Regions from separate parts of the Homo sapiens genome. Here region 2 is linked to region 1. The links are chromatin loops, found by intact Hi-C in ENCODE. Cell type or tissue: K562. All regions are shown on one strand. Each heading gives the region's core, and the rest is flanking DNA. Links, peaks and the distances in the headings are about the cores only.

Evidence for each region. A loop is a pair of places that touch in the nucleus more often than their neighbours do. Peaks named below come from ENCODE experiments on the same cell type or tissue, not always from the same donor. Only the 100,000 strongest peaks of a DNase experiment are listed, where the experiment ranks them.
Region 2: a loop joins it to region 1, with 9 times the contacts of the local background. A loop is called at or near these places in 2 of 110 quality-filtered maps.

The regions. Positions count from the first base shown.
Region 1 is chrX:57,596,353-57,599,171 of GRCh38, forward strand. ZXDB (zinc finger X-linked duplicated B) reads left to right here. Exons shown (of 1, transcript NM_007157.4): 1 at 1-1,125. Among named protein-coding and RNA genes, the nearest start is that of ZXDB, 5.8 kb to the left of the region's middle. In K562, for the core only: no CTCF peak of the experiment used is centred there; no DNase peak of the experiment used is centred there.
Region 2 is chrX:57,155,494-57,158,312 of GRCh38, forward strand. It overlaps a transcript of FAAH2 not described here. Among named protein-coding and RNA genes, the nearest start is that of SPIN2A, 20 kb to the left of the region's middle. In K562, for the core only: a CTCF peak has its summit at 1,111 (motif pointing right); no DNase peak of the experiment used is centred there.

The sequences.
Region 1 (2,819 bases), core at 5-2,504:
TTGTAATTTCCCAGAGTTGAAAGGAAAGATTGAACTGGAATATTGTGTAAACTATCTGTCTTACATTAGTGTAGCATTTTGCAATTTGGGGAACATCTTCACAATTTGTGTCTCGTTGTTCAGAACAACCCTGTGAAGTAGTTTTGGCAATGTCTGTGTTACATTTCATGTAATTTAGCCAACTCCCATTCCAACTAGGCTTTGGCTAAATCTGACAATTTTATATATAGCTTAAAACAAAGAATATACATTCTTTTCACCCCTCCCAGTCTACCCATCCAGCCTTCATGATTCATTCCTGTGTCAAGGTTAGTCGCTGTTTTCCATTTGAATTGGTTTCTTTTATGGTCAGTTTACTTTCTTCCCTCTCCCCTCCCTTTCCTGCACATCCCCATCCTTGCTATGCCTTTCTGTCCTCTTTTATAATGGATATATCTTTTTCCTGCCATTATCCCTCAGACATTCTCCTCATGGCACATTTTCTTCAAATGCTAACATTTACTGAGTGTACATTGAAGTTCTGTGCATACAGGAAGAAGTTATTTTCTGAGCTTAGATAATACTATGTGTATATGTGATTAAAATGAAGATTATTTTCTAAAGCCTTCAAATTAGAAGTGGATTTCTGTTTCATTACTTCCGTTTTAAAAGTTTTTGCCAGAGAGTTTTGCTAAATACTCTCTTATTTGCTCTAGTGTACTAGTCCAGTAGTGTTTGCATGTGGATGTCTGTGGATGACAGTTATTGTAGCACTTTGGCAGTGCACTAAAATTTTGCCACTATGAAATGTTTCTTTATTGTGTGTGCGTGTGTGTTTTGAAATACGCACACAGCCACACCCACATATATATTAAAAGTGGTTGTATTCATTTAGTGAAAAACAAAAAGTAGATGTACTTCTGTAAATCAGATAAATGCTTGGAATTTGATTGTCTACCCAATCAACAGTTTTCCCTCTTTGCTCTGGAAATATTTGTACTCATATAGCATATTTCAAAAATGTTGTCATTCATTAAGGCCTCTTAAATAGACCACTATTTTTTGTGTCTGGCAGATGAGTATGTCAAGGATTGAGATGAACACATAAGTCTTGGAAATTAAATAAATTTATAAACATAAAGATAATTTAATGCTGTGACTTCATTTTTTAAATTCTTTAAACCAACTTTCTCCCAATAAAAAATTATAAACTATGTCTTTTCCTACTTACTCCTGGAATTTTCAAAGGAAAATTTTACGTTCTCAAAGGGAACAGCTTTTATTTGTCCATGGGCTCACAAAGTTTCACTGAACAAATTTGTTCAAATGATTTCTCTTTCAACATCATTTTCTAGCAAAATCATGGAGAACAGCTTTACACTTTCAAGGTAATAGGTATAATTCTGTTGGTGGTGACAAGCTGCACTTAACTAGTCTGAAAAAAGTTGCCATCACTCCTTTTAAATAATGGTACTTGTTTTAATTTCATCCTGTTTCCTTTCTGCTTCTCCTCAGGCATTGACTTATTAAAACTTCTCGTCAATTGCAAACACAGTAACATAATGGCTTAAAAAGAATTATGTTTCTAGGGGCTCCATTGATCATGTTGGTCATAAGCTAAAAATACACTGACATTTGTATTTTTTACCAATTAGTATAATTAATACAACAAAATGCTTGAGTAGTAGTCGAGAAACATGGATAGACTATGAAGTTTGTCTCTGTGACCTACATTGTTCATGTTCATGTCCAGGAAACATATAAGAAAGCAATTTGTAAGCTGGAGATTATACTGTATATATTCCAAATTAACAAATATTTACTGAGCGTCATTGTGAAGATTACACCATAACATATTGAAGGGTCTGTGAGAGGAGTACTATATAACCCTGACCTTTAAAGAGATCGCCATTGATGGGAGGAGATAGAAAAATAATATATTAAACTATTGAAGAACAAAAACGGAAAAATGTTTACTTTGGCACCAAATGAAAATGATTAAGAGGTTAACAAAAAAAAAGCAGTAAGAATAATGAGACATTTATTCTGGGCACAGAGAAGAGCCACCAAATATGTTTTAATAGAGGAGTCAGACAATGAAAATTATGTTTTAGAAAAGTTAATGTCATGCAAGTGTACAATGTGGATTAGATGGGAAAGACCGGAATAGGAAAATCAGTGAGAAAGCTTTTGCAGCAATCAAGGTGTGATATGAAGGATGAAGCCAGGACTAGGATGGTGTCAGTGGAGAGGTATTGGAAATATTTTCAAATATTTCCAGTATTTGAAGACAGATTTCAAATATCAGATAATTTCAAATATCTCTTCAAATACTGAAGAGAAGAAGGAATATTACTTAGTACCTCATTGCGGTGGAGTGGGGGGGAAGAAAAGAGGGAGGGAGGGAGAGAGAGATCATCATGGAAACCAAGAATGGTAACTCAGGTTTCCTTGGGGACTATAATAATCATATTTTTACTAACAGAATGAGGGAAGTAAGAGTTCTTTCTGAGAATCAGTGTATAAAGATGGTGTATTTAGTTAAACAATAATTGTTAAAGCATTGTTATCCTGCATGAGGATACATTATAACGTGGATACATTGTGGTTTATCCACTTTCTAGAAGACAGCAAAAGGCTACTTTTTTTTTTTATTTTTTTTTTGGCAGGGGGTTCCTTTAGGCATTCTCAGAACTACCTACACAGTTATGATCCTCTTACCTCCTTTTGAATTACGAGAGACCTCCCCAGCTTGTCTTGAATGATCCAGATCTGCATTGGCCAATATGGTAGCTACTAGTCATATGTGCCTATTCAGCACTTGAAATGTGTCTAGTGCA
Region 2 (2,819 bases), core at 99-2,598, 440 kb before region 1:
AGTCTCACTCCCACCATGCCCCAATAGCACTGAGTTTGTTTCCAGGCAGTGGGGCGTGCTGGGCTGAGAACTTGCTCCAGGCTACTACTAGCCTTCAGGCTGAGAAAAAAGCAGGGCTCCCTGCCTTTGAGTCTGCACACGAGTTTCACGTCATCCCCCAAGTTCTGGCCAGGAGACTTTGGGTTCAGTTGGAACTGTTACAAAGTTCAGCTGGAGGTTTCCTTCTACTGTGATCTTTTCCCAGTTCCTCTGGCTACTGTGATCTTTTCCCAGTTCCTCTGGCAGCCCTCCTCAAGGAACACTGTGAGACAAGTCAGACATAGCTTCCCTGGGGACCCAGAGAGCCCACAGGGCTTTTCCTGCTTCTCCTCTACCCCTGTATTTCACTCGGCTCTATAAATTTACTCAGCTCAAGGCAAGGTGAAATCCTTCTCCCGTGATCTAGACCTTCAGGTTACTCTGTAAGGGTATGTGTTCAGGGGTACATGATCCCCCTTTCTCACTTTCACAGTTTGGGCACTCACAGTATTTGAGCTGTCTCCTGGGTCTTGCAGGAGCAATTCACTTCCTTCTCATATTTCATTCTTTTTCATCCTCTGGTAGTGTGTTTTGACATATCACGTCTTTGAGCTTACTAATTCTTTCTTCTGTTTGATCAACTCTGTTATTGACACACATGCATTTTTCATTCTGTCAATTGAATTTTTCAGCTCTAAGATATCTGTTTGATGTTTTAAAATGATTTCAGCTTCTATGGTAAAATCTCTGATGGAATTCTGAATACCTTCTATGTGTTATCTTGCAGTTCATTGAGCTTCCACAAAATAGCTATTTTGAATTCTGCCTCTGAGAGGTTCTATATCTCTGGCACTTCAGGATTGGTTTCTAGTGTCTTATTTAGTTCATTTAGTGATATCATGTCTCCTGGATGTTCTTAATGCTTGTGGATATTCTTCAGTATCTGGGCATTGAAGAGTTATGTATTTATTTCAGTCTTTGCAGTCTGGCCTTGTTCATACTGAATCTTCTGGAAATGGTTTTCCAAGAATTCAGAGGATACAGTATTAAGTGACCTAAGCCTGTGGTGACTGTAGCGATTTCAGCACTAGGTGGCAGCCTGAGCCCTGGTATGCTGCAACTCTTGCATTCTCCTAGATACACAGCCTTTGTGGACTTGGAAAAGATAAGAGAGAATTCCCTGGTTTTCCAAGCAAAGTCTCTTGCTCTGTTACCTCTCTTTCTGCTAATCAGATGGAATCTCTCTGTGCTGGGCTGCCTGGAGTTGGGGGAGAGGTGACACAGGCACTCCTATGACCACTGCACCTGTCACCGTGCTGGGTTGCACTTGAAGCCCAGGGCTTTCCAGACCGACACTAGTACTGGACCTCACCAAAGGCCCACAGCTGCCACTGTTTGGCTACTGCTAATGTTTATTCAGTGTCCAAATACATTTTAGTCTGTAGATGGCGAATCCAGCCAGAACTTGTTCTATCCCACCAGGGCAGCAGATTGCCTTCTTCGTCAGGGTGGGTTTAATAATGATGTACAGGAACAAAATTCTGGAATTGGAAGCTTCAGTATTTGATCTGGTGCTTTATTTTACTGTGGCTGAGCTGATACCCAGTTGCAAGACCAAGTCCCTTGTACTTTTATTTCTCCTTTGCCCAAGTGGAAAGAGTCTTTCTCTGAGCTGCACTATGTGGAATTGGGAGAGGGATCACACAGGTCCTCCACACCAACTGCAGCTGGTGTCCTGCTGAATCTCAATTCCATTCCACAGCATCTGAGACCAGCAGAATGCACCCAATGACTGTAGTCATGATGGCCTGGTTACCACTCAAATTTTCGAGGCCCTGAGCTACTTTAGTCAGGCAATGGCAAATTGGGCCAGGACCTGGGTTTCTCCTACTGGAGTATCAGATTCCCTTCTGGTCCAGGGCTGGTCTAAATGCTCCCTCCATGGGCACCAGTAGAAGTCTGCCTGGTGTTGCATTCCACTGTGACAAGGTGGCACTGGGTTCCCATGCAATCTCCACACTGACTGCACTCTTTCTCTCCCAACACACAGATTCTTCTGGCTGCCCTGTTTTAGATTGGGAGAGGGGTCATGTAGACAATGTGAGACTGTCCTTTCTATCCTCTTGAATGCATTTTTTCTTATATTTATGTTAAAACCAAGTACTGTGATCAATCACCTGACGTTTTGGTTCTTACAAAGGTATTTTTTGCATGAATACTTGTTTATTTTGGTGTTCCGCAGGGGGTAGGAGGATAATTGCTGGAGGATTCTACTAAGCCAATTTGCTCAGTTTAATTTTTATTTTTTATTTTTTATTTTTTCTCTTGAACTTCTTTCTTTCTTTTTTATATTATACTTTAAGTTTTAGGGTACATGTGCACAATGTGCAGGTTTGTTACATATTTATACAAGTGCCATGTTGGTGTGCTGCACCCATTAACTCATCATTTAACATTAGGTATATCTCCTAATGCTATCCTTCCCCTCTCTCCCACCCCACAACAGGCCCCGGTGTGTGATCTTCCCCTTCCTGTGTCCAAGTGTTCTCATTGCTCAATTCGCACCAATGAGTGAGAACATGCGGTCTTTGGTTTTCTGTCCCTGCGATAGTTTGCTGAGAATGATGGTTTCCAGCTTCATCCATGTCCCTACAAAGGACATGAACTCATCATTTTTTATGGCTGCATAGTATTCCATGGCGTATATGTGCCACATTTTCTTAATCCAGTCTATCATTGTTGGACATTTGGGTTGGTTCCAAGTCTTCGCTATTGTGAATAGTGCCACAATTAACATACGT